2 separate regions of the Homo sapiens genome follow, and region 1 is linked to region 2. The links are chromatin loops, found by intact Hi-C in ENCODE. Cell type or tissue: heart left ventricle. All regions are shown on one strand. Each heading gives the region's core, and the rest is flanking DNA. Links, peaks and the distances in the headings are about the cores only.

Region 1 (12,210 bases), core at 3,623-8,622, 540 kb after region 2:
GCAATCCCCTTTGGTATTGTAACCCAATTCATTGGAAGCCAATGGCAAAAGAAACAGATGACAAAATTTCTCTTTGATATTGGAAGATATTGGCGAGGGCAGTGTCCACTGGGACTGTCACTGAGTGTGAGCTTGCTGTTTTGAAGGGAATGGCATTCACTATCCCACATCATGGGCACAGCACTCATGGTCACTTGGATCTTGCCCCTTGTATGAAAGAGTTAATGGTGGCTTATGGAAATGATGTAATTTGCTAAATTAACTAAGTTAGAGGCAAAGGTGAAACTACGTGACTTCGCAATCCGTGCTTTTAAGAGTCAATGGAAAACCATGAAGTTTTCTGTCTCAGTACTTAGCAAAGCCGTGGTTCTCCCATGTAAAAGGTTCATGGTTATTTTGTGTACTACCTGCCTACAGTAAGTAATAGTACTCTTTCTCTTTTGTTAATAATGCAAAGTCAAATGTGCCATCCACTGTCAACATTAATATAAGACTTTTCACATGGATTTTGATATGTACTTCTATGCAGTTGTATTTTATTTCTCACCCTTACCTTCTTATTACACACTTTTTCTCATATATTTATTTTATCGTGCTACACAGTGGATACTTTGGCAAGCTGTCACAAATACAATTTGATAATTACAGTTCACACATTTTACTCTGCTATACCATCTCCTAACCGTCTAGTAAGAGAGCTGAGTGCCCGTTTTACAGATGAGGGCTTTGAAGTTTGGGTAGTGTGATCCTATGACTGCTCAGCTAGCCAGTGCGGGAAAGAGCCTGTAAGCATCAGCATTTGCTGTCAAGCTCGATCATACCTCTACAGGGTTCTAGTCAAGAGCAGCATCTTCCAAATACTGTTCTCTGGCACGCTGGCATGTTAGATATATTAATAGATGCTCCTAAATGTTAACTTAAAAATAGTCTGTAGTCATACGTGTTGGCTAAATATCTCTCTCGGGTTGCGACAGAAAATTAATATGTTAAACTCTGTGAAGCAGAGCAGGTTAAATTGATGTTTTATAAGTTTACTTGGTCCAGCACATATTTTTCTTTTCATTCAAAATGCTTATTCATTGAGTCTACATGGACATAAAGATGGGAACAGTAGACCCTGGGGACTTCTAGAAGGGGGATGGAGGGAAGGGCAAAGGCTGAAGAACCCCCTATTAGGTTCTAGGCTCACTACCTGGTGACTGGGTCATTTGTGCTCCAAACCTCAGCATCGCACAGTATACCCATCTAACAAACCTAGGCAGGTAGCCCCTACACCTAAAATAATACTTAAAATTATACAATGAAAGAAAATGCTTATTAACATCTTCTTCAAAACTGCTATTTAAAAAAATCAACTTGGAAAATGTTGGTAAATATAACGATAATGTTGAAAGAGCCTAAGCAGCAATTCAGTCCTAGCCTCAGCTCTCACTAACCAGCAGCGTGACCTTCATTCAGTCACTTAACCTCTTTGGGTCTTAAGTTCGTCGTCTGTTAAATTATAGGTTTGAACTCGATGATCTCAAATGCTCCTCTCAGTGCTAAGATGTTTGATGTTTGACTCTAAGTGCAATCTCATCTCAGGCAGGCTCAAGTGTATACTTAGGTTCTAAGGGTTAATGTAGCATCCAGAAGAATTTTGATTTGAGAATAAGCTCATAACAAGGAAGGAAATCTTGCCACTTGAGACAACATGAATGAACCTGGAGAATATGCTAAGCAAAATAAGCCAGACACAGAAACACAAGTACCGCACGATCTTACTTATATGTAGAATCTTAAAAAGTCAAATTCATAAAAGCAGAGTAGAACAGTGGTTACCAGTGGCTGCGAGTGTAGGGGGATGGGGAGATACTGGTCAAAGGGTACAAACTTTCAGTTCCAATATGAGCAGCTTCTGGGGACCTAAGGTACAGCACGGGTGGTGATGAATGTGTTCCTTAATTTGATTGTGCAGTCATTACACCATGCATTACACCATGCATTACATCAAATCATCACGTTGTACACCTTGAATATATTCAATCTTTATCTGCCAACTATTTCATTTATTTAAGCAGAATTTTCATCTACAGGAAGAAGATGGGGTAAAGAGGAGGACATTTATCAGACAATACATTGACTTTTTATTGCAAACTAGAAATTGAACTTATCTGCATTTCCTTTCTTATTTATATTATTCTCCAAGTTGTAGGAAGCTCAGAGAAAAAAATTGAAGACATAAAAAAGTTGATGTCCCTTGCAAAGTTGAAAAAAAAATCACATCACATTTTATGTTAGGCTTTTAAAATGGGGGAAAATAATTACACCTCAAATTGAGAACATCACTTGACTGTAATATCCCTTTTCAAGCAGATTCTACTAATTCCAGATTTAGAAAATGAAAATGTGTTCATAGAAACCATCAGAGCAAGGCAGATGGAATAAGGTATTTGAAAAATCTTAAAGCTGTGCTTGAATTATCACCTTTGGATCTGCATATTTGAAATATATGATTAAAAGGCTTTCTCTAGCACTGTTTTACACCATCTTCTGAAATGCACAGAGAGGGATCATTAACTGTCCTCTATTTTCTCTGAGGATGGAATAAAGCAAAGAAGGATTTCAACTGCAGCAGGAAGGAGCCGAGTTAGATATTAGATGAACCGACAGGTTAATTAAACAATTCAACTAGCTTCCAGAGATGACTTGGCTACTGCAGATTTAACATACGCATGATCTCCTAGATTGCCTTCTACTTTTATAATTCATTCTCAGATCAGATATACACTAGAACCCAAGAAGTCTCTCTTCTCTTCTAGTTCTTTCCAACCTAGAATGCCTATTTAGACCTTCGTCAAAATTCCGACTTGTCTTTGAGGTGCACATGTACTTTTACCTTCTTTTGGTCTGTAAGATCTTTAATTCATGTAACATTCTGTTACATAGCACTCCTTTCTCATCAATAACATATGCCTTGGTACTTTATTGTATGAGAATATAAATTACATTCATCAGGCTACACCACTGCCTTCTTAGTTAATTGCTAGGTAAGGTTTGTCTTGCCAAATGCATTGAAAGCTCTTTCAAATCAATTCAACAAATAGTTTTTGCTCTATGTGCTGGGTACCAAAGGGATCCTCTTTAAAGATAAAGAAAACACCACCATTGATCTCAAAGAGCTTAGTGTCTGGTGTGGGGAATGGCATGCACACAGCTAATTAAAACACAGAGCTGTGTGTAACATGGCTGTGGCAGAGACAGAAAGGAGGTATTGTGTATGGAAGGTAATGAGGGGAAACTTCATGAAAGAGAAGCGTTTGAACACAGGGTGTGAACTCTGTCAATCCCAGGCAGATCTGTAGTTCTACTGTGGAGCCCCATGTCTGGCACATAGTAGGCAGCTACTCATGAAATGCACTGGGTTGTATGAATCAGTGAAGACATAAATATATTTTTCCAGGCAAAGGCATGAAGGAAGTGGGATCTAAATGGAAGGATGAACTTCAACATTAAATAAAGGAGTCCATTTAGCTGGATTTTACATAAACGGAAAGTGAAGGAGATAAACTTAGAAAAGTAAGTAGGAATGAGATATTTCAGTCCTTGAGTGACATAATACATGGTTTAATCTTTATTTGGTAGGTAATGAAAGCAGAGTCGGACTTTGAACAGATGAACAATATGGTGGAGGCTTTTGATGTCAGTATTTTTATATCATGGTTCTTATAATAAATCTATATTGTATGGTAGATGCTCACTCATGCTTGAATTTGAGTTTGAGTTCTAAGTAAAAAAAAATGGCAAGGTTTTAAATAGAAATGATGGGAGTTACATTATAAAAACCACAGATATAACAGGTGATCTCATACTCGCAGTGCAGAAGGACATGGAGACCCCATGAGGCTGAGCAAGAGAGCTGGGCTTGGGGCCAGACCTCTCTGATCAGGCCAGGCCCTATCTGTCCGACTGCCTGGAGCGCCCCAATACGCCTCCCAGTGATGTGCTGCCTGACCCCAGATTGGCTTCCAAGCCAAGCCGAATATCCTTCAATTTCATTTTAAAGGAGGAAGTGCTTTGTTTTCAAACTTAGACACCCTCAAGAGATGCCTGCGTCAATATTTGCCTCCCTGGTATGAAGTTTTCTTTGTGGAAGCTGAATCTCTCAGCTGAAGCTTAACACCTCTTTCTGGGAAACTAAACAACGAAACTTGAATTTGAAAATTGACCTTCATCGGATGTTAATTAGCCTTCTTAAAACATTGATGGTTGAGAATGATAAGAACCAAATGATGTTTATGGAGTGCGCAGGGTGTGCAAGGCCCTGTGCAGGTGTCTGGGGGGTGGGCTTTGGAGAACTGCCAAGGTATGAATGCTGGTTCTGCCACTTACTAGTTGTTTGTTCCTGGAGGAGCTATTACCATTAGTTACTTTCCTAATTTATAAAATGAAACCAATAAGGCCTGCCCTACAGATCTTTTCTGTGGGTAGGTACAATGCACAATACAGTCTCCGCTTGCCAGTTAAAAAAAAAATGTCAAGAGAGGTCTCTGCTCTCAAAGAATTTGCCATCTAGTTAGGGAGACGAGGCGGGAGCATGCAAAAAGTCAATTAGTAACAAAGGATTGAAATAACAATTCCAGACAATAACAGAAAAGATGTCACAAGGCTGTATATGATTAATTGCCAAATGAATTTTTCACACAGTAAGAATTCAAAGAGAGAACATTTAGGATTGGGACATCTACCAAGTTCATCATCCCGTCATTCCGCAACCTTCCGTGCAGCGAATCCTTCCTGTCCTCGCGCTCACAGCCCATGTGGGATCCTGGGCTGGTCTGGAGGGCATCTGGCATTCCACATGGGCCTCCCGTTATTGGAGATGTGGTCTCTCCCCAGTGGCGAGGCCGTGTTCCAAAGGAATATCCTGCAGAATACTCCAAACCCAAGATAACTGTTCCAGTATGAATGGAGTGCCAGGTCTCTTTCCATTGCAAGTGGCGAACATGCAACTGAATCCAGCTTTGAGATGTGGATTTATCCACTCAATGGCTGGAACAATCCAGGTGCAATTCCTGGGAGCAGGCACGCTGGATGCATGGGCCGAGCCTTCCGGGGCCCTGCCTGGCCCCTCTCTGGCCCTTCCCAGGCTGGGGTGGGGTGGGGTTGGCTCCCTCAGGCCAGCCCTCTCCGCAGCCAGCGACCCGAGACAGGGGCACCAGTATCCGGGACTCAGGCTGGGGCAGTGGGAGCACACACGCATGCGGTCGCGGGGCCTCGGAGAGGGGCAGCTCAGAGGGGTCGGGTCTGGGAGTGAGACCACAGCGCGCGCCCGGCTCAGGCAAAGCCCGCGGCTCCCGCTCCCGCCGCTCAGTGCACCCGCGGGAAAGGCAGCAAAGCGAGCGGCGCCCCAGTGACTGTGCGGCCCGCTCGGCGGGGTGTGTGCGTGTGTGTGTGTGCGTGTGTGTGCGTGGTGTGTGTGATGTGAGTGTGGTGCGCACACGGGTGCCGTCGGGGCGCAGGCGGTGTTTCCGGGCGGGTGCCCTGTGGCTCCACCAGGCAGTGGCTGGGCTCGGCTGGGGCGTCCGCCGCGGGCTCCGGCGCTGACGGGCGCCCTCTGGCGGCCGCGCGGACGAGGTGCGGTCCCGGCGAGGCACTGGCGCGACGTCCGCCCCGGCCCCTGGCGCCCCCTTGCGGCGGTCTCCGGGCAGCGCGTCTGCCTGGGACGAGGTCGGCTCGGAGGGGCCCCCGGCACCCTGCAGGCTGGCGACCTCTCCGGGTTGGTGGGCCCCGCCCGGGCCGCGAGGAGGCCCAGGCGCCGGGGCGGGGAGGCCGCGCATGGGGTCCGCAGCGGCGGGACGGGCCGCGGGGGAGAAGCGGTCTCCAGAGGGGCCTTGAGCCCCTCGCCCGGCTTCGTAGCTGACAGGGCCGTGCCGTGCCGAGGGCTGTGCCACTCGGCGCAGAACGGGGTGGGGCGGGGGTAGTAAGAGGGGAAAGGGGGATGGGCGAGGGGGAGGAGAGGATGAGGAGGAGAGGAGGGGAAGGGGGATGGGCGAGGGGGAGGAGAGGATGAGGAGGGGAGGAGGGGAGGGTGGCAGGTGGGGAAGGGAAGAGGGGAGCGTGGGGAGGGGAGGATGGGGAGGATGGGGAGGAGGGGAAGAGAAAGGATGGGGAGGGGGGAGGATAGGGAGGAGAGGAGGGGTGCGGGGGAGGGGAAGAGGGGAGGGTGGGGAGGGGACGGCGCAGCGGGTCCTCTGCCTTGGGCAGACCCGGCCTTCCCTTTGCCCCAGCCGGGTGGAGCCCGGCTCGCCTACCCAAGGCCCCAAGACTCCAGCGCGGGAGCTGGTGGCTTCCAGGGGCTCCCGGAGTGGCCCAGGACCCCGGGTCGTGCGGACGCGGGGCTCCTCTAGAGGCTGGAGGGGAGCCGAGGCGGAGGCCCAGGCCCGGGCTTGTCCTGCCCTTGGCCTGGGGAGGGGTCCCTGAGCCGGGAGCTGCTCTGGGCCCGGGTCACCCCCGGCCGTCTCAGGGCTCTTAGCAGCAGGAATGGCGCCAGTAAAGAACGCGCGCTAGAAGGAAACGGCAGGACTCTGGGCACACTCGGGAGCAGGGACAGAACTTCCCGGGGCTGCTGAGGGACGCCTCCCAGGGGACCGCGCTCCCGTTGGGATGCAAGGGACAGATGCCTGGAAGAGAAAGGGCCTCACAGCACACGCTGGCGGCTGAAGGCTGCTGAGAAGGGTGGGGGCTGTATGCGGAGAGGGGCGGGGAGGGGCGCTGCCAGCGCTTCACCTGCCATTCGAACGGCGGGGGCTGGATGTTTACTGTGGCCTCAGTTTCTCCTTCTAGAAGGAGATTCTGGATTGGGTGATGAGTACCATTGATGTACCCCACAAAGCCTCCCCCTGGGGTTAAGAGGAGGTGCTTAGGTCCAGTAGCAGGATCCCCCTAGAGCAGGAGTGCATTTAATACACTATTGGGCTTATCCAAAGGGAGAATGTGATAGAAGCCTCCGTCTGTCATCTCAAGAAGAGAAGTCAATCTACTCCAGCTCAGGATGTGGAAAACAAAAGACGAGCTGTGAACACCAAATACAGTCCTGTGTAAGAGCGCTTCATTCATTCGCTCAGCCACTTGCGAATTCCTTACATATTCGTTGAGCTTGTGCTTTGTAGCACACACTGGGTTACGAATTGGGAAAGCAGAGAATCATCAGCCTCAGTTCCTAAGTTGCGGAATCTGTGATCTAGTGGAGGAGGCGTTCACTTAAATGATCAGCAGGATGCCGCATCCTCAGAGATGTCTGCTAGGTGGTACCAACGGGGCTGACATCCCAAAGGAAACGGAGAATTAACTGTTCAAAGAGCCCTAACCCTCCAGATGGAAGCACCAAGTCCTGTAAATATAAGGGATGGGTATACCTCCCCTCTCCACCAGGGACATCAGATGCGCCTGTCACCCTGAAGTCAGGAGCACACTGGGATGCTGCAGGAGTGTCCTACAAGGAATAGCTACATTGATTATCTCGGCTTCGGGTCCTTCCAATTCTAACACTTCCAATTTATGTTTGTGGATATAATGTTGAAACTGGTCCTCTCACCAAAAGCTAATAAGGCCTGGCGGTAAGCCCCTTTCCCCACCATGCACGCTTCACCCCCACTCTTCCACTCACCTGTGTCCCCACTAGACTCCGAGACCCATGAACAGTCGTGTTCTGCACCGATATCTCAGCCTCCAGAACAGGCTTCAGCATGCAGAAGGCCTAGGTGAGTAAATCATGAATGAATGAAGAGGTGAACAAACAGATGCCTGCAAGGTGTTTAAAGGATGGAAGCAATAAAAACCATTGAGCTCCTTCATAGCGACAAGAGCTTTTATACTGATTCTCTCTCCAGCTTCAAGGTGCTAAATGGCTCCTCAATAGAATGAGTGAAAATAAACGGGCACAGTGGGTTTGGGTGTTTTGCTGATTTGAGGGCAGGGAGGAACTTGTTTAATGAAATGTGTGAATATGGCACCCCAGACCTGGGGGTGTCCTCTCAACTAACCGTCTTGTCTCAGGCAGCATTATACCTAAAACATTCCACAGATGAGACTAAAGCCTATTTTAGGAAAAAAAAAAAAAAAAAAAACATTTGATTACCAAAGTGGGAATGTTTTCTCACGGTGCCGCTGCAAGTATGGAATCGTTGGCATTCTACTTCATCTTCCCTCTTAGGGCCTTCCTACTCACCGTGTGGGCCACACACCGGCCGCAGTAGTGTCATGAGAGCTTGTTGAAAATCAAAAGTTCCAGGCATCATCCCAGACCTACCAAAGCTGAACCCACATTCTCACAAGACCGCATGGGTGATGAGGGGACACACTGGAGTCTGAGAGTTACCATCCTACAGTCCCGCAGGTTGATTCCAGGTCAGGTCTATACATCCGGCCATCTGCATCTGGCTGGGTTGCTGTAGCTCTTGTGGATTGGCCAGTAGTTCTGGCTCTGTTGTGGATGGGTAGGGTGAGTGGGGACCCTATTCATAGACCATAAGGAGTTTTCTTCTCTGGTCATTGCTCTGTTCCCAACTCTCTACACACTTCTGCTAAAATGCTCCTCCTTATGTTGAATTAATTCTGTAAAACTGTTTTTCTAACATGGTTGAAGTTCAAAAGGCATTCCCAATGAGCTGCTTTGTGAAAAGGGAGAGTGATGCCTATCTTCCATCCCCTTGGACGGGCACCTCAGCATGTCTCTGGCATCATTATGGAGCAAAAGGCAGAGCCTGCAGCAGGATGGAGAAGGTTGGGGGATGCGGGAGGTGGACAGGACCTTGGGGAACATATAGGTCCTTCCTCTCACCTTACAACAGGCAGGCGGAAGTGGAGGGGGTGGTGAATTTGTGAATTCACAATTCACAAATTGTGAAATTGTGAATTTGTGAGGTCACACGGTGAGCTGGTGCAAGAGATGAAATGGGAACCTCCCGAGGTTCTTACAGTGGGTGGCCACGCCTGGCTGTGCACTTTGCAGGGTGTCACAGTCATTTTTTTGTCACCCCAGAACAAGTGTAGAGTACTCGGGCAGATTTGTTTTAGCCATTTTTTAGCCTCTTTTCATATAGAGATTTTTGATTTATCTGAAAGGAAATCAGATCTGAGATCATAAGTTGAATCCACATATATGAAAATCAAATGAATGCTTATAAATCATCTGAAGCACCATCTACTCCAGCTGCCCATCAAAAATGTGGGTCCCCCTGTGACATTCCTGCATGGTCAATGCCTGGCCTTGAGCACCTCCGGAAAGGGGAGATTATTCAGATGGGATAACCCTGCTGTGAGGCTGTGTGCTCCATGGATCCATTCTTGCCTTCTGTTCAGTTGAAATACGCCTCTCGTTACTTACACTAGCTTAAAATGCGTATCAAAAGTACAAGCAATTTCATATCAAACATGCTTGCCAACGGCAAATGTCTTCATCCAGAGAGAGCCAGGGGCCCGGAGATCAATTCAGGCGGGCGTGTATGTGGAAAACTGGGTGAGACACGGCAGGAACTGGGTGGGAGGAAGGAATATTGGGGTGGGGATGAGCTTGGATCAACAAGAGGGAGAACTAACGTGGCACATCTGGGGAATGTAAGGATTCCAGTAAAAAAGATTCACGTGGCCTCGGAAGTCTCTAAAATCTGTCGTTTATAACCCCTAGTAGGTGGGTGCTTTGTATTTCTCAAGCAGTAAAAGAATAGCATAGCATAAGGAGTGTATGAAGGTGGTAGTTGGGGGCGGTGGAGAGATTTCTGGGTTTACGTCTTAAGTTTGGAGTGACAGCCAAGATTCTTAAAATACACGGGCACGGAGCGCCCTCTTGTGCCTGATCGGAGCCAGTGCCGCTCTGTAAAAGCGAGCATTGTGGCGCTCAGGGAGCTGCCCGTGGTGCATCCCAGAACCTTAGACCAGAGGTGATTTCCAGGGTTGTCTGCGCCCTCCTCACTGGAGGGATGAGGGTCAAGGGCCTAGACAGCAGGAGTCATTGAGCAGGGGTAGAAGCCAGGTCTCTAAACTTCAAAAGCGTGTTGCCTTTTATATTATTATTTCCTTTTCACTCCGGCACAGGCTAATGACTGAAACATATTCCTTTCTTTGTCACCGGTTTACACAAGGACCTGCTCACTCCATTGCTCATTTTCTTTTATCCTCAGTCTCTGCTGTAGTCCCTGCACACATGCAGTGTGTCTGTCGTGTTGCCGTGTTTGTGTGTCCAGTGTGGAAAGCGTGTAGATGTTCAGCTGTTTTAATGGAGCAATGTAGGTGATACTGTGTTGGGTGTCTCCTTGTTCCCGTGTTTTCACTCAGCCCCATGTTTATCAGATCGTCCGGGCGGCTGCACGCATCTTGAGTTCATTGCGCACAGCCACCGTGGCGTGCTCGGTGCGTCCACACCCCTGCTTGGTGTGCACCTCAAGTATGTCTGTCCGGTCCCCTTCTCTACACAACACTGCAGCAGACATCTTTGCAGATTCCCACTTCAGTACGCCGATAATACCTGGGGGCTGAGATGGACTCAGAAGTGAAATTGCTAGGTCATAGCAATGTAATTTACTCAGTCTAAGAGTTACCAGATTCCTCCCTAGAATCGCGGCTTCCATAAGGTTTCTCATATTTTCTGTATCCCCTCCAACTCTTGCCATTATCCAGCTTTCCAGTTTTTCCCAGCAAATTATGTGTGAAGTGCTTGTATTCCACATTCTGATTCTTTCAGTCTGTATTTATCTGAGTATTTTTTTTCTGTGGCCGGTAGATGGGCATTTGCATTGTATGTTTAAATTGTCTGTTTGCATCTTTTGCCTATATTCCAATAGGAGTCTTTTCTTTTTCTTATTGATTTGAAGATTTTCTTTGTAGAAACAAAGTATTCATCCCTTGGTGTTTTTATGCATTGCAAATGTCTTCTCCCAATGAGTTGACTGTTAACATATTTCTTGTGCTTCCTTCATTTAATAGAAATTCTTAATTCTGTCATCCTCAGTCATCATTTTTCCTTGTGCTTTTTGCTTTTGAAGTTATTTATAGTAATTAAAAAAATTCTTACCGAGTTCTAGTTCACAAAGACAAGCTCTGACATTTCCCTTTATTGATTTTATAATTTCACTTTTCACATTACAGTCTTAAAATTGTATAGAATCCAGTTTTACAAGCGTCATTAGGTAGGGATCTTGCTTTATTTTACTCTTGATTTCAGATTGCTTTCCACTTCCTACTCAGAAAGGTATCACGCCGAGCCCACGGGGAAAATGAGGGCAGGGCTGGAAAGCTTGAACCTGACTCCGTGTGATGAGCTCCAAGTCACGGGGCAATCTCAGTACTTGTTCCTCAGCTTGATGGGGCACAGACCTCTCCAGATTCCCTTGGCCAAACCCAGCCCTCCTGATATCCAGGCAGGGTTGAGTTCTAAATGAGCTCACAGAGCCATAAGCAAAGCTCAGAAGTCCACCTCATCTGATTTCCCTAGCATCACTCTAGAGAACCGCAACCCAGAAAGAGTGATACTCTCTGTTGCAGAATTCCCTCAAGGACAAGGCCTCGGCCACCTGCAGTAGGTAGTCTAGATGGGGGGCAGCAAAATAAGACTGGGTGCTACCTCCTGCCCCACCGCCAACCATCACTAACCGATCACAAAGTGGTCACCCACACTAGCTCTACTAGAAATCAATCAACTGCAATCTTTTTGTCTGGGCCTTCACCTGCTTGGCAGAGAAGAACCAGTTGAGATGAGTCTTTTGGAATACAGAAGATTCCTAGTGGGGTCAGGAGGTGCATGTTTCACGCTGCTCCATCACCAGCCTGCTGACCAGCTGGAGAGTCACTTAGCTTCTCTGAGCTTCCGCATCTTCATGATGATGATGATGATGATGACAATGATGAGGCTGATGATGGCTTGCATTCACACATGATTCTATGCGGGGGGTGGGGTGTCTCATTTGAGACTTGTGACAGTGCTCTGAGGAGTCTTTCTGTGTTACAGTGGAGGAAGCCAGCCAAAGGGGAGAATCAAGTCTGGACCGCCGCTTGCGTTTGCATGACGTTCACAGCCAATTCTGGCCTAGAATTCTACAGTCTTGTATAACATCTCCTCTTGAAGCCTTACTTTCCTCACATCTTAAATGGAACCCCATATGCAGGGACATTTTTCTTTGCAGGTGGAAGTGGGTGGTCTGAGTGAACCAGTGCAGAATGGAGGCTTACAGTGGA
Region 2 (12,210 bases), core at 3,755-8,754:
GCCATTGTACTCCAGCCTGGTGACAGAGACTCCGTCTAAAAAAAAAAAAAAATTCTCCGTTCATTGTGTTACTGGTGGACCTTCTCTTGAAAATAGGTTTTCCTCAGTGTTTAGGTTAAATCAATGGAAAGAATTGCAGTTGCTGAATGAGTATATTTTCATTTTGGGGAAAAGGACATAAAGCCACAGTGTTGGTAGGTTCTGGCCCTTCATGGGATTTGGAATTTGGAGAGAGATTTGATAGTTTTACTATCCCATGTGGAAAGCAGCTGATCCAAGAATGGGATAGCAAAGGGGAGGTGTCTTCTGCTGGGATTGCTGGAAATACACTTGGCTCTGAGGGAGAGAAATGGGCTGCACTCTCGTTTCAAATAGGCCGCTGAAATAACTCTGGTTAGGGATGAGTTTAATGAGTCCTGTCAATCTATTTATTCTTCCATTCAATAAGTATCTATTGAGACAAGCATTATGACAGGGAATAAGAATATGATGATAAGCAAAACCTAAGCCTATTTCCAAGGGAATCACAGTTTAATGGAAGCATGTAGGGGCTGGGGGAGGAAGTATGGTGAAGTGGAAGAGACAGGAATAAAGATGGGTAAACAAAAGGTTACAGACCGGTGAGGCTACAATTTCCCTCAAAGTTCCTTGGGAGGCTTCAAAGAGAAGTTGAAATTGATGCTGGCTCTTGATGGCTAAGTAGAATTTTCCCCAAAGTGGAAGAATTTATTGCAGCCGATGAAATAGCTTGGTGTACAGTTATATTAGTATAAAATAGCATGATTGTCACTCATCATGGGGTTCAGTGAATCATTTTCAGAATCCAAAACTAATACTCCTTAAATCACCTTTCTGGTCTCTCTTTCAAGGCTCTGCAGCATCGGTGGTGAATTATCTGTTTCTCCGGCCAGCATTGCTCCTCCTCAGGCCGCAGTGGCCTCTGGTTCCTTCCTTCCTGAGTGATCTGTGGTTTGCTTGTCTCGCTGCATTTTCATGCCCTCTCCAGCTCCTTGCCATCAGTGCTCCTTCCTCACTGTCTCCTTCAATCGGCCTCTCTACTTACTGTATTTGACTGCACCCACCTTTCTGTTAGTCTCTCTTCATCCTCTTCCAGCTGTGCAAAAACAGCCAAGTCATCTCAGATATTGACTTATTATTTTCTCAGAGAGTAAAGTTATTAACTTCTTTCAAGAGCGTTGGTCTCTGAAGACGATGAAGGGGAGGTTGCCGAGGGCAGGGACCTAATGGGAGATCTTGACTGATGGTGAAATTTCAGGGTGATGATAATGAGGACAATAATACTATCAAAACCTGAGATTTAAGGAATCCCTTGCAAAGGTATATGAGAGTGTGTTAAGGAGCATCTCTTCTACTGTCGCATGCTGAGCAGCAGGTTTGCAAATAGGGCTGCAGTTGTTTATCTGGAAGGTCTCTCAGTTTCAAGAAGATTGGGGCTTAGAATGCCCGATAAATCTCCTGCCAAGTCAGCAAATGATGAAGTCTGTCAGACGGTGTGACTCACCAATAATTCAGATCTCTGTCCATCGCCTCTTCACCGCACTTACTTTTGGATTCCATTTCCATCCATTTTCACGAGTCTCATATGTTTTGTTCTAACCTTCCCAATGGATACACGAGACGAAAAAACAGCCAGCCTATATTTGGGGACCACAGTAAATCAGACAGAAAAAGATGGTGGAGTCTGGCAAAGTCTCCTTTCTAGAAGAACTACCAAATGTTACTGAGCTGTCTAATTTCCCTTTCAAAAAGGAGAAGAGATGCTTCAGGCAGTAGGCAGGAAGCCGGGTTCCCATGGATGGGTGGGTGCAATGAAAGAAGGAAGAGGACAGGAGTCTATTTAGTGTCCCTGCTTTTAAGCAGCGCATCAGTCAAATCACACCAGGAAGGTTCAGGTTCTTTTTTTATTTAAATGCTGGAAAAAGACACAGTTTCTGTAATACATTATGAAAAAATTATTTTAAAACCTTATAACTTTTGTATTAAGAAATCCATAATCAAAATTAACAAATATTTACTGAGCCTTAACTGTCATTCATCGATTACTTCTTATGTCCCAGGAGCTGTTCTCAGAGCTTGACATACAAGGTCCTATTAGAGCCAAACAGCGATTACATTAAGTGTTACTAGATTTATTGTACAGATAAGAAACTGAGGCATAGAGAAATCACTTCTTCAAGGTCACAGGGGCAGTCAGTGGCAAAGCCCTGGTTTCTTTGACTTGAAATTGTGTGCTCCTGGATGCCGCTCTCCACTGTGTACAGCACAAGACACGAGGATGCGCTTAGAAGTCTCACAGTCTCTATTTTCCATGCACACATATTGTTATAGATTCTAAATTCTTCACACTTCATTTAAACCTGCTGACTCTCTTTTACTCTTAGAAAAGAGAAAAAGAATAAAAAATTGTTAATCTTAATCATAAATGTAAACAGTTACTAAGTCACTTTTTAAGACTTATTTTGATGGTTAAAGGAATCCTGTAACCCATCTTTCAGTGCATTATCAATTATTATTGTTGTTCTCTGTGTCTTGAACCTCTTACTGGCATTTCTTATATGGTGTATTTCTAAGTGAATATATTCTTTTTTATAGAGAATTGGCGTTATGTCCTATGAGAGAAAAGAGTCCACCACTGTTACAGATCAATCTGTTCTCATACTGGCCTCATTTCTCTCACCTCCCACCAAAACCCTCAACCCTAACTCTGAGAGCAAATAGCTAACTGTGATCTCTAAAATATTATTAATGAGAACTCAGACTTGTGAGTTCGTGGGCACTTGGAAGCTGTGGCCTTCAACATCTCCGCTTTTCCCTACAGCTCTACCCCTTGCCATCTTCCCATTGCACACAGTCCATCAGAGCTGCTGCCTGTGTGCCCTGCTGTCTTTTAGCCAGGCCAAGGTGTATGAATAAACTAGGCTTATCCTAGATAATTTGAATTTGAATCTTAAGCTAAGTGAAAAAGAGATTTAAACGGCTTGTGTTTTTCTATTTGACCATCCTATTTCTGTCACATAAGCGTGCCTACATTCTTGCTTCTTAGATATCTAGAGCTGTCTTGGTTTTTGCATATTTCCAACCTGACTTGTACTTGACTTTCTATGCCAGGATTCCTGTTTGCTTAAATTGGCTAGAGGTGGGTTCTCTTGCTTGCAACCAAATAACCTCAACTAACTCTCTTCCTGGTTACCTCCCTCTGTTCATTCGTTCACTCAGTAAATACTGAAAATCTACTGTGTTCCAGGTATTTGGTAGAGACTGACACTATAGGTGTAACCCTGGCAAATAACATCACTGCTCTCAAAAGACTTACCACTGTGGGAAAATCAGAGAAATAGGCAGTTACAGTTTGTTATAATAAGGATCCTATTGCACTTTATGGAAGGTGCACCCACCTAAGACTTCCAGAAAAGTCAATCAGAGAAAGCTTCCTGGAAGAAGTAAAATGTATACTCAAAGTGGAAAGACAAGAGTTTGCCAGGTGAAGTGGTGGGGAAAGAATGTTCTCAGATAAGAGAATGTGGAGGATCTATGGAGAGCTGGAGGGAAGAGAGAGCAGATGCATTTGGAGAACTAAAAGCAATTTGACCTGGCTAGAGCATAGAACACCATGGGAATGGGGATGAATTAGCTTGAAGATATAAAGCAGAAAGAAACAGATTATGAAGGACTTTATAGGTCCTCCTAAGGAATTTCTACCTAAATAGAGTCAATGGGAAGCCACTGAAGAATTTTAAACATTGAAGTGAACTACAGTTTTGTGTTTTTGAATGACATTCCTGACTACAGGATAGAAAATGTCTTGGAGGAGGGCAGATTGGCCCTCGAGAGGCCTGTGGCAGAAACCTAGGCCAGAAACCTAGGCAATGGCTGAAGCCAGAGTTGCAACAACAGGGATGGAGAGCAGAAGACTACAGAGGAAGTAAAATCTGGATTGCAGATGGCATCATGGTCTTTTGGACAAGGGATTGACGCCGAGTGAGGGCAGAGCAGAGGATGAGGAATGAGTATGTACTGTGAGCAAGCAGGAGGAAGGTCGGGCTACGCATGAGACCTGAAGCACAGGGACATGACCAGATTTGGGGTGAAATAATGAATCTGTTGTCTCAAAGTTGGCCTTTGGCCTGTGCCCTCTAATTTGAAAGTATTAGAGAGTATCAGCAAGATAAGCAAAGTGCGTATGTGTGAATGTGTGGGTAGTGGGAATTAATTTCTTTGTTCTGCTTGAAGAACCGCAGAGAATGAATGAAACTTGTGAAAAACAAGATGAGGGTCTGCTTTGTCTGAAGATCCTACACAAAATGTGGAATGATGAGGGTCCTGGGTGAAGCTTTGCTGTTTGGAGTTGGTGTCCTTTGGCAGAGAAATCGTTCTTGGCCACGACAGAGCTGGTTGTGCATTCCATTAGCAGCGAGAGCCCATGGCATGTACACTTCCAGGCTGTTTGTCTCATTGAGAGCTGGGTGTGTGGGAGTGTTTACACCGGGGCTATTTCAGCCCAGGCTGGTGGATAATGAATGAGTTTGTTTTTGAGCTGGTGAGTTGGAGCTGACACAATGCCGGCAGGTGCCTTTGTCTCAATCCCCTCCATCCATCTTTATCGGATTTGCCAGACTCTCCCTCACTCTTTTTCCTTTCTTTACTTTACATTGAAGGCAGCTGGGAATGGATCTGCAGGACGACTCTCCCAGGACAATAATAATGGTGGGAACGTCCTCTGTGTGTTCATGCCTTTTCTGATAATTGTTGTCCACCCCCAACCTGTCTTCTACCTTCATCTGCTATGTCTCGAGTAGACCAAGGAGAGTTACATTCTAAAGAAATAGTTACCAGACATTTCCCAGGATGATTTTTTCCCAGTAATGAACTTAATTAATCTTTCACTTTCTCTATCTTTCTTTTTGTCTGTTTCTTCATGGGGGCTGAAGGGGAATGTTAGGGATTTTAGCCATAGTCTCATGTGGACTCATTGTCTCATAGCAAGTATGTTGTTTCCTCCTCTGTCTGAAAACCTCCAATTAACCTCTAGACCCAACCTTAATGCCATCTTCTAGGACACCTCAACCCCTCCCACTTTGCTCCTCCTGGTCTTCTCCGGCGACAGTAACCAGCATATTCAGTTGCCCAAGCTGGAAGCCTGGCTTTGACTCCCTCCTATTCTTCATCTCCCACATTTCATCAATGATCAGATTCTGCAACCAAAATCTCTTAATATCCCTTACTACCTTTGCAGCTATACCCCCCATAACATTTTTTTTTTCAGGCCACTATCATTTTTGGTCAAAATTTTAATTGTAGAATTAGGATCTTAAAGATTCAGACAGATTTTTCTAGAGTTCATATACATTATTTTTTTTTTATCTGAACGATTCTAACAACATCCGAATGGAAATCCCTGCCTTCCATTGTGTCCTGTTTGCACTTCCCTCGTCCATGTTTAGAGGATATAAAGAAAAGCCTGACCATTTTATTCCCTTGTTTAAAAATTTTCAGTGGGTTTCCACTGTTCTTAAGACTGGACAAACTACTAAGCATCTTACGGCTAAAGTCAGGCTTACAGTTAGAGCTCCCTTTTCCTTGAAAGTCTCTTACTATCATTTCCCTTAAAGATTTGTGCTCCAGATTAAATACGTTAACATTTAACTATGTACTTCCTTCTTCCTAGGATGGCTATGCCCTTCCTCCTTTCTCCTTTACTGTCACCTGGATACATTCTACTCACTGTTCATTTCAACTTTCATGTCATATCCCCTGGAAATCTTTTCCTGACCTCCTCCTAGCCTGGGCCTCATGCCCTCCCATGTGCTCTAAAAACTACCCATATCACTCATGTCACCATTCATTACAATGTGTTGGAAATACCTCTTTGCATATTGCACTAGACAGTAAGCTTTTTTTAAGGGCAGGATTGCATCTTATTCATGATTAGTTTATTCTTAGTGCTCATTCTGGTATATCAGGTGTTTAATTATTAGAAGGCCACAGGAAGTATTATTTATTATTTCCTCTGGATTCTCTGCTAGGCACCTTGTTTATTTATTTATAAAGGCATTAACAATGTTGCTTTGTACTTTTCGGTTATGTGTTCATGTCTCCCACTAGGTGGTGTGTTCCTCATTGGCTGGGACTGTATTGTACTTGTCTCTGTATCCTGTATGGGACTTAATACAGTCTCTAGACCATAGTAGGCACCCACTACATGCTGGTTCTTGCTAGACATTGAAGGTGCCGTGATGAACAAATCCTTATGCTCTCAATGTTGATATAGTTTAAGTTCCTGTCATTAATCAGCTATGTGATCTGAAAAAACAGCATTCTCACCTATACAATGAACAATTCCTCCATGATTTTTTAAGCTTAAGGCTCCTTTTTTCCAGAACCAGCATTCTAGAATTCTGACACTTGATCCAGTTTGCATGCTGCTCATGCTGAGATGGGAATGGCATTAAAGATGTTGGAAGGTGTTGTTCCTTTTAAAAGCCTTCTCTGTGTTGCAGCTCATGCTCAATTTGTATAGCTGAGACTGGTTTGTGGGTGTGGGGCCCAAGATTATGTTCTGTTCTGTTGTTTGCAGGAAGCCCCTCTTAAAATCCCTAGGTCCTCATGCAACCCCCGTCATCTCTAGATCCAGGCAGCCTCAGGCAGCAGATCTGGAAATCCTTGGGAGATTACCATGGAATGCAAACACTCAGCGCCACCCTGTGCTAAGAGCCAGAGGTGAGATGGAATGGGAGTTCCTGCTGTTGTGAAGGCCTGGCAGCAGTTCTGGCAAGTTTTAGGGAGAAGCTGAGACTCTTGATTCCTTTTCTTGTCCTAGTGTGGATGCTAAGTTTGGGAAGGCAAAACAGATTATATATGCATAGTTTTTCTCAATCCTGCCAAGCCAGGCTGATGTGGAGAAGATCATCTGGGCGCCTCTTGGCAGAAGACAATCATTTCCCAAGATCTTGGTGAACGTCTCTGAGAAAAAGGGGGCTTTCCCTCCCGAACAGACACCCAGTAGCTGCCCCCTTCCATCTTCTATGAACACCGAGGGCACACAAGGGTATGATTAAGCTACACCCTACCTCTCCCCTTCTCAAGAGATGAACAGGGCATTCATGCCGCCTGGAGCTCCCATTGTGTCCCCTATTCCTGGGAGCGCCTAGTGGCTGAGTGTCAACTGCTCACAGTTACCTCCTCGGCTCCCCAAAACCCATCTCCTCACAGGAACCTGGCTGGGAGGCCAAATTCTGCAAATCCATTTGGGGAAATAAAAGCCTTTTAACCTAATTTCTTCCTCAGAATTATTTATGTCCCTGATCAAAAAAGTACTCTTTTACCCTTGCAGTGTCTTCTAAATGATGTCAGATGTTACAGATGTCACCAGCGGCAGGATTCTCGCGTTGCAGGCTGCTTAATGCTTTGGAAATGATGTAAGGCCGAGAGCTGAGTGAAGTGCAGTGGTGGGGAAAGCTTATTTCCAGGGTCCAGCATTCCCAACCCATCTGCATTAGGGAGACCCGTGAATTATGGCAGCTGAGCAGGCCTCAGAATGATGGTTCCCGCAATTGCTGAAGACAGACCTAGGAAGCTCCATTTACCAAAGTGCCCTCCAGTGGCGTCTTTCCTAGCAGGCGCTAAATGTGTATAATGGGGAAGTCCTGGAAGATTTTCTCTCTTTTCTGATTTGGGTTAGGAAGGGGCGTCTGTGCTGAGGTGCATAATCCCTAATGATTTGGGTCAGATTTAGTGCCATCGTTATCTCATTACCTGAGGGTTCCCCAGCCTGGCATGACTGCTGGAGAGTGAAGAACAATGGTACCCCAAAGATTAGGATGTTCTTATCTACAAAATGGGGACAATGGGAGCTATTTTTCACAGAGATTTTCCCTCAGTCACTTTGTGAATCCTCAGATGTGAAACGGAAGGCAGTTGGCTACCTCAGAGTTTTCATGTCATTCTGTTTATTTCCATCATAGCATTTAACATTCTGTGAAATTATCTTGTTTATTTTTTTGTTTGTTGTTTGTTGTTGCCTTTCTTGACCTAACACCTATTGAAATGTAAGACCTACAGTCAGGGAGTTCTATATTTCCAGATTCTGACTATATTAGATTAGACTGTAGCAGACCAGTGATCTCTTTGAGAACAACTAGACAACTAGACATTTCAAGTAAAAAACTCGATTTGAAGACTGAGGCATTGAGGACTAGAGGTCCAAAATACCCTCAAAGGGGAATCCTCAGGGGTGTAATGTGATATTCCACAGATCTTTTCTGGGAGATGAGGTAGTGTTTTCTGATTCTGAACTTAAAACAAGGGACTGAGAATTCAGACAGGGTTTCAGGCAGAGGACCACTGCTAAAATGCCCAGAAATGAGAAGAACTTTTGGCAATCTTGTAGGAACTAGAGAGACAAAAGTTAGAGATTTGAGGGGCTAGGATCCTGGTCAGAAGGGTAGGCTGGAGAATTGAGCCAAAATTTGTGCAGTGTTTGCTCAAGACATCTACCAAAGTCTGAGATTGCAGAGACAGGAAGCTAAGAACCTTAGCATAAAGTCTTTGAAAAACAATACACAGACTGTAGTAGTCTTATAATAATAAGAAAGCTAGAATCAGAATTAAGAACCCACCAATGTGAGCGGTACCTCGTGAAAACCCCAGGCTCTCTTGTGTAACTCAAAGGGGAAGCCAGTGGTAGATAGAGCCTTACCAAAGCTGTGCTCCTTCCTCGATGTGGTGTTGTTAAGGTCCCAGTTCCACATTCTCCGCTCAGCAGAAGAAGGGGCCAACTCTCTCTGGAGGAATATAATATCATTTGGGGCTGCTATATGTTGTTATTATGGGTGTGATGCAGTCAGTAAAAAAAATTGCCAAACATGACAAGCAATGAGACTGAAAACCAAGAAGTGGAAAAACAGACTATAGCTAATTCTAATATCCAAATCACCTCTAGGTCTTTATCAGCAAAAAACTGAAAAACAGCTGTGATTAAAATAGGCTGGGTGTGGTGGCTCATGCCTGTAATCTTAGCATTTTGGGAGGCAGAGGCGGGTGGATGACTTGAGGTTAGGAGTTCGTAGTTACTCAGGAGGCTGTAGTCCTTGTTACTCACGAGGCGGAAGTGGGAGAATCACTTGAACCCAGGAGGCGGAGGTTGCAGGGAGCCAATATTGCACCACTGTACTCCAGCCTAGGTGACAAAGTGAAACCCTGTTTCAAAACAACAACAACAACAACAACAAAACAACAAATATTCAAGAAAATAAAGAGGAACAAAAATAGAATTTCAAGAGAGATTTGGAATTTATGCTTTTAAAATCAAATGGTATAGTGTACTCAAATCTACACATAATAAAATTTTATAAAAAACACTCACACAATCTGAATAAGTTCTTTACTTTACAGATAGTAGTATTGTAGCAATACGGCAACATTATTGCTTGTTTTGATAATGTACTTTGATAATGTAAGACATTATCATCACGTATATAAGAACTGTGCTATTTTTGCAACTTCTTGTGAATCTTAAACTACTTCAGAATAAGAAGTAGTTGTTACTTCAACATAAGAAGCTTTAATATAAAATGACTGAAAAACCAAATGTAAATTCTGGAACTAAAAAATACAATAGCTGAAATGAAGAACTCATATAGGTTTAACATTAGATTTCAGATAGCAGAAGAGAGTAATACAGGTCAATGGAAAGTATACAGACTGAGGCACAAAGAGGAAAAAATATAAAAATATATAAAATAAATTAGAAAAAATATTGGATACAGTAAAAAAAAATCCAAAATAATGTAAATGTAGCCCCAGAAGTAGAAGAGAACTGGAATGGGTTTGAACAAAAAATTGAATGTTTGGTAATTTTTTGAAACTGATAAAAGGCAGCAAACCACAAACTCAAGAATCTCTATTAGGATAAATGTAAAGCAAGATAAATATAAAGAAACCCAGGCACATCATAGTAAAACTACAGAAAATCAAAAACTAAAAAAGTCTACATTACTTTTAAGAAAACAATAAGAAAAGTTATTCAACAGACTTTTCAACAGAAACAACAGAAGGTAGAAAGCAATAGAATGGCATTTTTAATATGTTGAAATAACAACCCCCCAAATAATCCTTTATATCTAGTAAATTTATCCTTAAAAAACTGAGAACATTTGCAGACATACAAAATTTAAAAAACTTGTTACCACTAAATGTACACTAAAATAATTAACAAATATTTCTTCAGACAGAAGAGAAATAAACCCAGATATAAGCAGGTCAATACAAGAATAAGGAGCAATAGAAAGGATTAATATGTAGACAGATATAAATGAATATTACCTGTATAAGACAATAATAATAATTTCTTGTTTTGTGGGTTTAAAATAATGTAGAACTGAAATACATGTTAATTAAAAAAAATTTGGGAACAGAGATACTAGATTTAAAATATTATAGTGTTCTAGCATTGAAAGGCAGCATAAAGCTAATAATCTTTTTTAGGATGTAATTCTTTAAAAATTAACATTGTATTAAATAATTTCTAGGATACCTTCCAAAAGAAGTATAACTAATAAGCTAATAGAGGAGGAAAGAGAAATTTAAAAAATGATTAATCAGAAAAAAAGTCAAGAAAAGAGAGGAATAAAACAAACATGAAGCAGACCAGTCAAGTAGAAATTAGCAGTAACCTAGTAAATAGGAATTCACAACTTTTGGTAATTACATTTAATGTAAATGGACTAAATATTTCAAGGAAAATACTAAGATTGTCAGACTGGATATATTCTAATTGTAAGAAACATGCCTCAAATATAACATTACAGAAAGTTTGAAAATAAAAGAATGTAAAAAGGTGAAACATATAAACACAAAATTAAAATAGTTATTGGCTCACATTATGCACTCAATAAATAATTATTGGTTAAATTTATATTATTCTTATTCAAATACTGATGGCAGCAAATGCAAATATTTTGGGTGGTCTTATAAAAAGGCATATTTGACTTAAGAATTAATATTTACTGACTATGTTGGTGGTTGGAGATGAACAACTGTAAGGCAAAAATTTTAACATGAATAATTAGTAAAATTTATAATGAAGGGAGTATTTTGATATCCAAAGTATTGTATTGTCTATGTATTCAGCTATTAAAGCTGTTCACTTATTTATTTACTATTATTTCTGGTCTATCTGGTATTTCTGCTTGATCACAAGCTCTGAAAGGCAGGGATTTGGCTCAATTCAAATCCCAAGGACCTTCTACTGCTAGTCTAGGACCAATGTCCATGGGTTGTAATGAGGATGGTGGCTACATGGAAAGCAAGAATGAAAAGGGGACCCTCTAAAGGAGCGATTGGGTGGAGAAGGTGACCTGGAAGAGTAAATGTTTCTTGGTTTCTCCAGATATATAAAGCTCAACTAAAACTATTCCACATTTAGTGCCACAGAAAAAGTTTATAATAGTTTTAAAATATACATTCAAATTTGCAGACTTGGTGAATGGATTAAGTTTTGTAATTAATTTCTAAAAAGGCAGAAAATTATGTGATTCTCATTGAGTCATCATTACATAATTTCATCATTACACAGTAATGTATTCAGTGAAATTCATCCAGTAACTTATCCAGAGTAATTTTTTCTGGTAATTTATTCCTCTTTGCAGGAGTTCCTTCTTGTTCCTGCTCCTTATTCCTGACCCAGCTCCATTTTTATTTATTAAAAATAACCATAGGAGTCATGAGAGGTGTTTTGGTGGAGGTCAAGGATTATGAACTGAAAGTTTTAGATATTAGAAGTGAAATTAGAAGTCACATGGTATTTGGCTTCTCACCCTCTCATTTTTTCCCATCCTTCCCTATTCTTCTTTTCTTTTGGCCTTTCTATTTTTTCAGTATTAACACAACTGAGCTACTGTCTTCTCTACTAAGAACTATCTGAATCTTTGAAGGTAAATGCTATGTAGACTAACTGAGGTTGATAGTTGGGTAATTACCCTTAACGGTTACGACAGAGATGAGTAATAGGTCATTTGTGGGTTCAGCCAGGATGTAATTCATTGTGCAGTTATTTCTCAGATTAATTATCTGTAATTGGTCCAGAAACGACCTTTTCTTTCTTTCTTTTTTTTTTTTTGAGATGGAATCTCGCTCTGTTGCCCAGGCTGGAGTGCGGTGGCGCCATCTCGGCTCACTGCAAGCTCCGCCTCC

What was found. Hi-C counts contacts between places; a loop is a spot of excess contacts. Peaks named below come from ENCODE experiments on the same cell type or tissue, not always from the same donor. Only the 100,000 strongest peaks of a DNase experiment are listed, where the experiment ranks them.
Region 1: it touches region 2 in a loop (4-fold over the local background); 5 of 110 quality-filtered maps call a loop at or near these places.

Annotation. Positions count from the first base shown.
Region 1 is chr11:133,076,373-133,088,582 of GRCh38, reverse strand. The region is part of intron 1 of OPCML (opioid binding protein/cell adhesion molecule like); the gene reads left to right. Among named protein-coding and RNA genes, the nearest start is that of OPCML-IT1, 280 kb to the left of the region's middle. RefSeq lists a silencer at 5,411-5,770. In heart left ventricle, for the core only: CTCF peaks have their summits at 5,411 and 5,618 (motif pointing left); DNase peaks (open chromatin) are centred at 5,612 and 5,988; H3K4me3 peaks cover 974 bases; H3K27me3 peaks cover 1,317 bases.
Region 2 is chr11:133,614,091-133,626,300 of GRCh38, reverse strand. No RefSeq gene overlaps it. Among named protein-coding and RNA genes, the nearest start is that of OPCML, 88 kb to the right of the region's middle. In heart left ventricle, for the core only: a CTCF peak has its summit at 6,140; no DNase peak of the experiment used is centred there.